Linked DNA regions of Homo sapiens: region 1 is linked to region 2. A link is a loop called in an ENCODE intact Hi-C map of the cell type or tissue named here. Cell type or tissue: A673. All regions are shown on one strand.

Region 1 (5,000 bases), 230 kb before region 2:
AGAGAACTTTCTCCGACTTCTTTCCCCTCAGTATCCTCTGTTCCAAAGTATTTTCATAGTGGAAGGTAGCAGTTCTATACCCTCAAAGTTAAATTTAATTGCTATTTCATAAACTTCCAATGCAATTCTCTTTTCTTCTTTGGAAATAGGGGATCTTTATGGCACAAACCTTTCTAGTGATTAGCAAAATTTCAGTAGTAAATTTACATATAAATAAATTTGATTCAGAAAAGCCATGCACTGCACATAATAAAGTGATTTATAACAGGAAAATCTAAAGAACTAAAACACAGACTCTGCCCTCAAGGAACTCAAGGCAGCAACTATGACAGATACATTTTTAAAAAAGAAACATAGTCCTGTGTCATATGTATACAATATAGCTATTAATAAAGAATATAAAAAATGAAGCATTTAAGAGTCTCACAAGAATATTGTCATAATTAGTGAGATACTGTGGAGACACCTTCATGAAACTGAAGGTCCATTTCTGTTTAATGGGGATATCAATGGTCATTGCATAGTAGGCCTCTTTTATGAAATAAATAAGTTAACAGGGCTAAGGCCTTTAAATACTGGCTGGTACATGTTAAGCTGTCAATATGTGCTAGCTACTTTCAATGGTCATTTCTTGTTGCTATGAGCTATTTCAAAGCTCTTCATAAATAGATGATAATGCCACCATTTCCCAAGTAGGGAGAAAGACTTGGTAATAATAGTTATTCAAACTATATAGAATACGTTGCAATAAAGGATTATGCCACCTAGAACTGTGGAGTTATCACTATTGAGAAAAAGAATTCCGGGTCTTTTTTTTTTCCCCCATTACAACTCAACTAAAAAAAGAGACCCTTAGTGTAAAACATGTAGCCTGCACACAAAAACATGTCTGATTGACTTTCAAAGACTCACATAAATTAAACATCTCTTGGATAACATCAAACCTAACCAGTTAGTTCCCAGGTCTCTATATAAATTGCCACATAACTTTGTGCCAAAATGAATGATGGTGGCTGTGTCTCCTGGATGACCAAAATCAGACTTAAGGAGTGAAAAAATAAACTGAGCACATTCTTTATTGCCACATCAACAAAATGAAACAAAATGATTACTTATTTTTGGGGGGTTATGTTGATGACAGATATTGTAGGCATATCCACTCACTCTCAATTTATTTTTAAACACCCAGCACAGTCGGGGTTACACAGTGAGGAAAAGTCCAGCTGAGTGACCTCGGAACAGTTGCTACCAATGCCAGACATCAATTTCACCCTCTTAGATCAGAATATACCTCTCTTGTTCCTTCCTGAACTAAAAAGCTACCACCTAAAGAACGTAATTATATTGTGGATACAATGATTTGGCATTCATTTCAAAGTTTCTTTTAAAGGAATAGTTTAAAGTGTGTGTGTTACAAAGTGCAGAGCATTGCTCAATGTTGATTTGTCAAACGATGACAATTTAGCCCTTGAAACAAACGTTTCCCAAAATAACAGCATTTGGGAAACTTTGAGCTCTATTTCAGTCCTTTCAGAGAAACTGAGAGGTCTTTCACATTCTGAAGGCAGAACACTGAGTAATAGAAGAAACGAGAAGTCCTCTGTCTCCATCCCTCTGCCTGGGGACCCACTGGACTATTATTAGCATGGGATACAAAATAGATTTGGTAAATATTGGAAAAGTCTTGCCAAGCAGCGTCTCAAAGACATATGGTCTTTTGTAAGTGCCATGATCATTATAAACAAGCAAGATGTTCTAATTAAGGAAAAGTCTTTGTAAGGCAACTTGTTTTACAACTTAGCATTGAGGTTCCAAATTAGATAGGCAAAACTTTGGGGGTTGGGTAACCCCTATTCCTTCTTCCAGGCGGACTCTTTAAGACTGAACCAGAAAGCTGCCATCTCTACTTTGACCACTAGAGGGAGGGCAACTACGTGAAATTGCTCAGCGAGGAGGCGGTTTCTCCAATCCACGCAGTCACCCTTCCCTTCTCTCCTCTGTCTTCCCAACAAATCAACCAGCGGTAGAAAAAGATCTTTAGCTTTTTGAGAGAAGGAGAATGTAGGGAATGTGTTTCATCAATGCATATCAGCCCTCTCTTTCAACTTTAGTTGGGGTTATAGTGTGGGTATTACTTTTTCATTTTTACAAACCTCTCTAAACAAAGTACAGATTTGGTGGAATGAGGGAATAAATGGCCAGTCTTCTGAGTCCTGTCTTGTGGAGTGTGCCTGGATTTTCTACTATAAAATGATCTCTTTTGGGTTGTCATTAATCTTTATAATGATTTCATGGGATAAAGGTTGGACTAGAAGAACTTTGATAACTCTTGCAAGCCCAAAATTCTGATTCTGTATCCTTCAACTGGGGTATGAACTTGTCAAGGGTAAGTAAGTAAGTAAGGGTAAGTAAGTATAAGTAGGTGTTACTTATAACACCTACTGCTAAGGCCAATCCCTTATCAGATGCTCACTAAGGAGTCAATGATTGATGAGACTGGTCGGTTTATATGATTACTTGCCATCTAGAAGCACTCATAAAGAATGGGACATAGTTTTTATGCTCAAGATGTATATTGTCTCAAATTTTTTTTTAACTTGTTGAAGCTTAGGACAGTAGTGGTTAAACAAAATGCTTATAAATAGTACTCCTTTTCTTCTCTCTGTAACCTCCTCCCCTGGTATGTACAAATACATACCCATCACAGGCAATATACCCCACACACCAAATACACACACATGAGCACACACACATTCAGGTTCTAAGGCAAAAATCTTTCCCAAAAGACAGTATGCTAGAAAACAAGCAATTGTGGGGACGATAGTCTTCCTTATCCTCCTAAAGCAATAAGGAGTACAATAAATAAGAAAACAGAACTATTTATGATTCACTACAGAAAGAGGTGTTTGTAAGTCTTTTATAGCACCATATAATTATAATCATAAAAGGCAGAGACTTAGAAATAATTCAGAGATGATAGTGATGTTAGAAATCAGCCCTCCTCTTTGGGTTCTTGTTTCTTTGAGACAGGGTCTTGCTCTCTCACTCAGGCTGAAGTGCAGTGGTGCGACCCTAGTTCACTGCAGCCTCGACTTCCCAGGCTCAAGCAATGCTTCCACCTCAGCCTCCCAAGTAGGTGGGACCACAGGTGTGCACCACCATGCCCTGCTAATTTTTGTGTGTTTAGTAGAGACAGGGTCACACCATGCTGTCCAATATGGTATTGAACTCCTGGGCTCAAGTGATCCTCCTGCTTGGGCCTCCCAAAGTGCGGGGATTATAAGTATGAACCACCACACTGGCCTTTTTTTTTTTTTTTTTTTTTTTTCTTCGAAGCAGTAAACCGATGCTGAGGAGCTACACAGGTAGTTATTGGTGTGTGGGGACCACAATGTAGGTCTTTTTGCTCCAAGTCCATTCTGTTATATTTTGCAGTAGAAATATCTGTGCAAGGCCGGGGGTAGTGGCTCATGCCTGTAATCCCAGCATTTTGGGAGGCCGAGGAGGGCGGATCACGAAGTCAAGAGATCGAGACCATCCTGCCCAACATGGTGAAACCCTGTCTCTATTAAAAATACAAAAATTAGCTGAGTGTGGTGGCGCAAGCCTGTAGTCCCAGCTACTCGGGAGGCTGAGGCAGGAGAATTGCTTGAACCCTGGAGGTAGAGGTTGCAGTGAGCCGAGATGGCGCCAATGCACTCCAGCCTGGTGACGGAGCGAGACTCCATCTCAAAAAAAAAAAAAGATCTGTGCAAGCTGTCCCTAGCATTGAGAAGCTGATCTTTCTATTAGGTTCTGAAAGCCAAACTATATAAGTAACAAGAATCTGGAAAGGAAGTTCAGTTGGAAAATATTGCCAAATAAAAAATGAACTAGGACATAAAAAGTAAGCCTTCCCTAAAGAGAAGAATTCTAATAGGAACAAAAAAATGCCTAAAAATAAACTATGAAATGGCTTTATTGTTACTAATTTAGAGCCATTAGTAACAAACATGTAGACACTAAGTAAATGCATGGTTTATATCTTGCTTTTGATTGAACCACAGGAAGAACTATGAATGAGGACATAGAACAGGCTTGAGGCTGCTGTCTTTAATTTGATACTGCCCCTTTAACATAAAGAATGTAAAAATTATCAAAACCTACCACAGTAATCTGAATACTAATAATAGAGTTGCTGTCTGTGTTTGGTGAGACTACAAATTCAATTAATTCCAATGCTGGTTCCAATAAGCTCTTTATGAGTCTAAAGGGATTATTAACACTGTGAAGTCTGAAAGATTGAATCACAATAACAATTTCTTGCAAGATTTTTGAAGCTTTGAGCAGGCTTGCTTTCATGGAAATAATAATCTGTTAACCTAATGCAGTAGACGGAGCAAGCAGGAGAGAGGGAGCAAAGGAATGAGGGATAAAAGGTGGAGAGGGGAATCACATGTCTCATTCTGATTCATCTGCCAAGTCAAAGTCTGAGCTCAGTGCCAATGTCAGGTTTGTTTGTTTGGTTTTTTTTTTTTTTTTTTTTTTTTGGCTGACCCCAAAAGGATGAGTTTCGTTTAGGATCCATTTTGTAAGACTGGGATATTTGACAAAGACTGAATAAGGCTGGGATCTTTTTGAAGTCCACGTGTGCAACTGTAAATAAACTGACTTGGTCTCTATCTAGGCACCTAGACTGGGCAATGTGTCTAATTGGCAGACATGGTGCTGGTGGTGGTGGCACTAGTGGTGGCAGGGAAGCGTCATTCCATAATCTGGTAGTAGAAAAAAAATAACAAATTATTTGAGAATGCCCTTCAAAAGAAGTAGGAGCTAAGTCTCTACTGGTTTGTTAAGTGATTAATTTAGGTCTAAATATTACATTATCATGGGCAAAATACTTCCACACAGTCAGGGTTCAACACAGTCTTCACTCATTTATGGCTAGAGGCAAACCTCATCCTTAGCCCGAGTCTGTACTTTTGTTTTATTTAAAATACATTCAAGGTTTTCATAAATTC
Region 2 (5,000 bases):
TTACGTGTTCTTGAAGTTCCCATAAATTGACTCAGACAGCATTATTCTTTTCTATGGTGGGTTTTGTTTTCAGATTTATTCCCCAACCAGAGATTTTCCCATGCATGTCATCACTGGGTCTGGGCTTCCCTGGCTCAAGTTCTTCAGAGATCTTACTTCTTCTCCTGCAATGTAGGGTAGAGATTTTTGCCTTCTATATTGAATGCAGATGGGACCCAATTTCCTTTCACAGGCTTTCATACAATCCTCTGTTTTAACCCTTCCACCTACCATGGCTACAGATGTCTCCAATTTCTCAGTTTCTCTGGAACTCTGTTGGTTGAATCGGTCTGCTTCTTATCACTAATAGGTAATCTATTTCTGTTCAACCATTATTTCCCTGAAAATTTGCCCACAATTTTACTTTACATTAAATATGATAGAGAAGAAGGATTTCTGGACAAAGAATTAGACAATGTGGGTATTAGCTGTGGTTCTTCTGTTGACTAGCAAAGTGACCTTGGGCAAATCATGTAGCTACTCTGGTTTGAAATTTGTAGTCCTCTGGTTTGTAACCTTATATTACAGGATAGTGCTAACAGTGAAAGAAACTTGTGACTTATGCAAGGTAACATTGCTACTAAATGGCAAAGAACCCAAGTCTATCTGACTCTATGTACTATGGTAGTGGAATTCAGGATGTTATGGATTTTCTATTGTTGCTGTAATATTGGCTGCTCAGTAAATGAAATATGCTATTTTGAAAAGAACATAGTTGGGATGAGGAAGTTAGACTAGCATATATATTCAAGGATTTTTCTATCACATTAGTCCATAATTTATGAAATTTATGTAACTTTCTTTCTTTCAATGAAAGCTTCTATTTGGTCAGTTCATATGTCCTTAAATTTCATACTTCCAATTACAACTCTTATTGTTTCCTCCACTGAAGCCAAGTCAGTTTACCTGTAATCTCTCACAGACATGTCTATTCTTAAATTCCTGAAGTACTTCTAAAGGTTTATTTAATTTTTTATTTTAATTTTTGTGGGCACATAAGTATATGTGTTTATGGGTTACATGAGATATTTTGATATAGATATTTTGATATTTGATATTTTGATATTCTTATTGTCCTTCCCTTCATACAGTGCATAATAATCACATCAGGGTAAATGGAGTATCTATCACCTCAAGCATTTATCTTTTCTTTGTGTTACTAACAATCCAATTATACTCTTAGTTATTTTAAAATGTACAATAAATTATTATTGACTATAGTCACCCTGTTGTTCTGTCAAATACTAGATCTTATTCAGTCTAACAGTATTTTTGTACCTGGTTAACACAGGTACCCTTGACCCTTCCCAGCTCCTGGTAACCTGCCCTGTGCCACCCCAGGCAGCTGCTCCTTGCATCCTGGGCCCTCTGGCTCCAGCCTCAGCTCAAAGGGCACCAGATACAGCTGGGGCCACTATTCCAAAGGGCACAAGTGGTAAGCCTTGGTGGCTTCCATGTGATGTTAAGCCTGTGGGCATGCAGAGTGCAAAAGTGAAAAAGGCTTGGCAGACACCTGCCTCCTCCTTCACCTTCTTCCTTGATTGTTACCTCCCTGAGGCTTCACCAGAAGCCAAGCTGATGTCAACACCATGCTTCCTGTAAAGCCTGTGGAACTATGAGCCAATTGAACCTCTTTTCTTTATAAATTCCCTAGTCTCAGGTATTTCTTTATAGCAATGCAAGAATGGCCTAATACAGGCCACTCCTAAAAGCAGCCTTTTTTGGGAATATGCAGGGCTTGAAAAATTCAGGTTAGCTGTTTCTTATACAATTTTTTAAAAATGTTCTTGACAATGGTCATTTAAGTTTCAGTGTTCAGGAACTTACTACTTCACAAGTAGCCCAATGCAGTTGTGGGAAGTGCTACCAACCTTATAATTTGTCCACCAGTAACTTTCTAATCTATTATTTATAATGCAAGATGAGAATAAAGTATTTTTAGTGGCCAGAATCAGAGAAGGAAAGACACCATCTTAGTTTAAGAAAATATTCTCTAAAGCAATTTAAGTGTGGAAGGTGAATATGTTCTGCATTTTAAAAAATCTGTAAGAACTGGAAGTTCAGTGAGAAATAACAGGAAAGAGAAGAGGGAGAGGAAGAGTTTATGGGTGGGAGGTTCTTATCCAAGGATTTGGACTAGCACAGGACAATGGTTACTGGGCTGTGCAAGAACCAGTGTTCAACAGCGCCACCGTGTGGCAGCCTTAGAATCACTTGTGGAACAACAGATTAGTTGCAGTTCTCTTTCTTCCCGTGGTACTTGGAAGCAAGAATTAAACCTTTGGGATAGATTGTGTGAACCCAGGTTTGTGAAATGCCATTAAGGGGAGAGAAAGCTAGGAAAGAGTGGACTTTGAGCAGAAGATACTAGACTTCCATTTTTTAGAAAGTAAAAGCGGTTTTACCTTCTCAGTCGTTATGTTGGTGAAGTAAACCACTTTTCAGACATATTCAAGCAATACTTTTTCCATTTCCAAAGCACCTTTACTTAGAATACTCCATTATTCCTATGGTTTTTGTCAAGACATATTTAAGTTTGTCATTGCATGCTTAGATTATAAAAAGTTTGACAAACAACATGCAGATACTGATTCCCCTGTGCTGGACATACACTTCTATTCCCACTCACCACTTCCCAAGATGAAAGCCCATTCTTTTTATGTTTTTTTTTTGTGTCTCATTTATGTTTGAGAATTTTCATTTGTTTGTGTTTAGCATTAGTTCAGTCTCTGTTGTTTTTCTATGTCTTTAAACAAATAATTACACATTATTTTTCTTTTTTTTTTTTTAAACAGGGTCTGTTGGCATTGCCCAGGCTGGAGTGCAGTGGCATGATCTGGGATCATTGCAACTTCTGCCTCCTGGGTTCAAATGATTCTCCAGCCTCAGCCTCCTGAGTACCTGGATCACAGGTGCATGCCACCATGCCCAGCTAAATTTTGTATTTTTTTGTAGAGATGAGGTTTCGCCATGTTGCCTAGACTGGTCTCATACTCTTGAGCTCAAAGTGATCTATCCACTTCGGCCTCCCAAAGTGCTGGGATTACAGACATGAGCCACTGTGCCCAGCCTACACTTATTTAATAATTATAGTAGTTCTATGAGTTGGCAGAATTTTTTTTAACATTTTCAGGTGTGTTTCCTCTGTCACAAAATGAGGGTATGTTGTGTGCTGTTTGATAGAAATGCAATATGAGCTACAAATGCACGCTACATAGGTAGTTTAAATTTTCCTAGTAGCTACAGCTTTACTAAAACAATTTAAAAAGCAGACAGGTGAAATGAATATTGTAATATATTTTCTTTAACCCAGTATATTCAAAATATTATTATTTCAACATGTGCACGAACTAATATAAATATTATTAATGAGACATTAGTTTTCATATTCTTTTACACTAAGTGTATTTTATACTTAAAATATATCTGAATTTGCATTAGCCACATTTCAGATACTCAGTAGCCATAAACAGCTTGTAGCTACTGTCTTGGCCAGTGCAGTTCTAAACAATCGATCTCTAAAGAAAATTAAGATTAATGTTGAACATTTTTTAATCTACTAAACCTCTACACAGCTAATACAGTGCTTTGTGAACTATTCTTATTGTCCTTCCCTTCATACTTTTAACACCTGCACTTAAAAGTGCCTTCCTGTGTTCTGGTTTCTTAAGAGCTCTTTCTTCTTTTTTCTTCTGGGATTATTTACAGTCACACAGTCAAAATTTCATATAGCAAAACCTCCTTTTGCATGCAAGTGACATTCTACTATATGGTCTCCTATCCATGGCACCATTTCTTTTTTTTTTCCGGTAAACTCCCTGAAATAGATAATCTAAAATGTAGGGTACGTGTCTGTCCATTTCATATTAATGAACCAATTCTTCCTTGTTCATCTGTATCTTACCTGTAACGTCCCTCTTGCTCCCTCCATTTTCTGAAAGATGTAATTGTCAGCAAGACAAGCACTTATCAGATGCTCTACTTATAGAAGAAGGAGACTCCAGTAGATACCCTGATAGTAGAAGTGCCCCATTTTTTTATCTTACTTCTGTGCCAGTTTCATAATTTCTATTACAAAAGTGTTATCTTGTAACCTTTATTTGTCTGGGTTAGATGAGAAATCTCTCACAATTATATTAGTTTTCTCCTGTATGCTCAAGGAATTGCTCAGTTGGTGAATTTGAACAGAAGTGTAGAGTCTTTGATATACAAAGTTTTCTTCCTCCTCTTCCTTCCAGATTTGTGACTGTTCAGACATAAGTCACACACCATCAAATATCAGCAGCACATCCCAAATTTCACCTGGAGGCCATAGGAATCTTACCATTTAAATCCCTAATTTTGTAAGATTAGGTCACTTAGGTCCAGAAAGCTGACTTCATGCTCATATACCTGACACTACTGAGACTCTCGACAGTTGTTTGTTAAAATTTAAATTCACTTTGTCAACCTTATAATTTTTATCAGTTGGTAGACACCTAAGACCAAAATCTTGCCTTTAATTTATATCTATATATCTATATCTATATATATAACATTTTGACTTGAAAGTGCCTTGGCATCACCTCTATTTTGCTAGTTCTTCCTTTGCACCATAGTAAACCCTTGATAATGGAAAATGAATGTCACATCTCTTCACTTCCATAATATTTAATTTTATATGAACTTTTTCTTCCCACCTAAACGTTCTTTTCAAAGTCTTGGTTATGTCAGAGTAAAAGTGGTCTTTACAGTGGCCCAGAAAGTACTATGCCATTCCCCATCCTCTGACCTTACCCACTGCCACTCCCCTCCTTACTCAATCAGCTTCAGCTACCCGGGCCTCCCTGCTGTTCTTCAACACACCAAGAACACTTCAGCTTCAGGACATTTGCACTTGGAGTTGCCTTTGCCTGCAATATTCTTCTCATAGATATCTAGATAGCCACTTGGCTTGCTTCATCACATTCTGTCTCTAATCC

The links. A loop is a pair of places that touch in the nucleus more often than their neighbours do. Peaks named below come from ENCODE experiments on the same cell type or tissue, not always from the same donor. Only the 100,000 strongest peaks of a DNase experiment are listed, where the experiment ranks them.
Region 1: it touches region 2 in a loop (8-fold over the local background); 11 of 110 quality-filtered maps call a loop at or near these places.

Annotation. Positions count from the first base shown.
Region 1 is chr6:18,594,505-18,599,504 of GRCh38, forward strand. All of the region lies in intron 4 of MIR548A1HG (MIR548A1 host gene), which reads left to right. Among named protein-coding and RNA genes, the nearest start is that of MIR548A1, 25 kb to the left of the region's middle. In A673, a CTCF peak has its summit at 1,900 (motif pointing right); DNase peaks (open chromatin) are centred at 1,917 and 4,276; H3K27ac peaks cover 4,612 bases.
Region 2 is chr6:18,821,762-18,826,761 of GRCh38, forward strand. No RefSeq gene overlaps it. Among named protein-coding and RNA genes, the nearest start is that of TRQ-CTG1-1, 12 kb to the right of the region's middle. In A673, a CTCF peak has its summit at 2,238 (motif pointing left); a DNase peak (open chromatin) is centred at 2,230.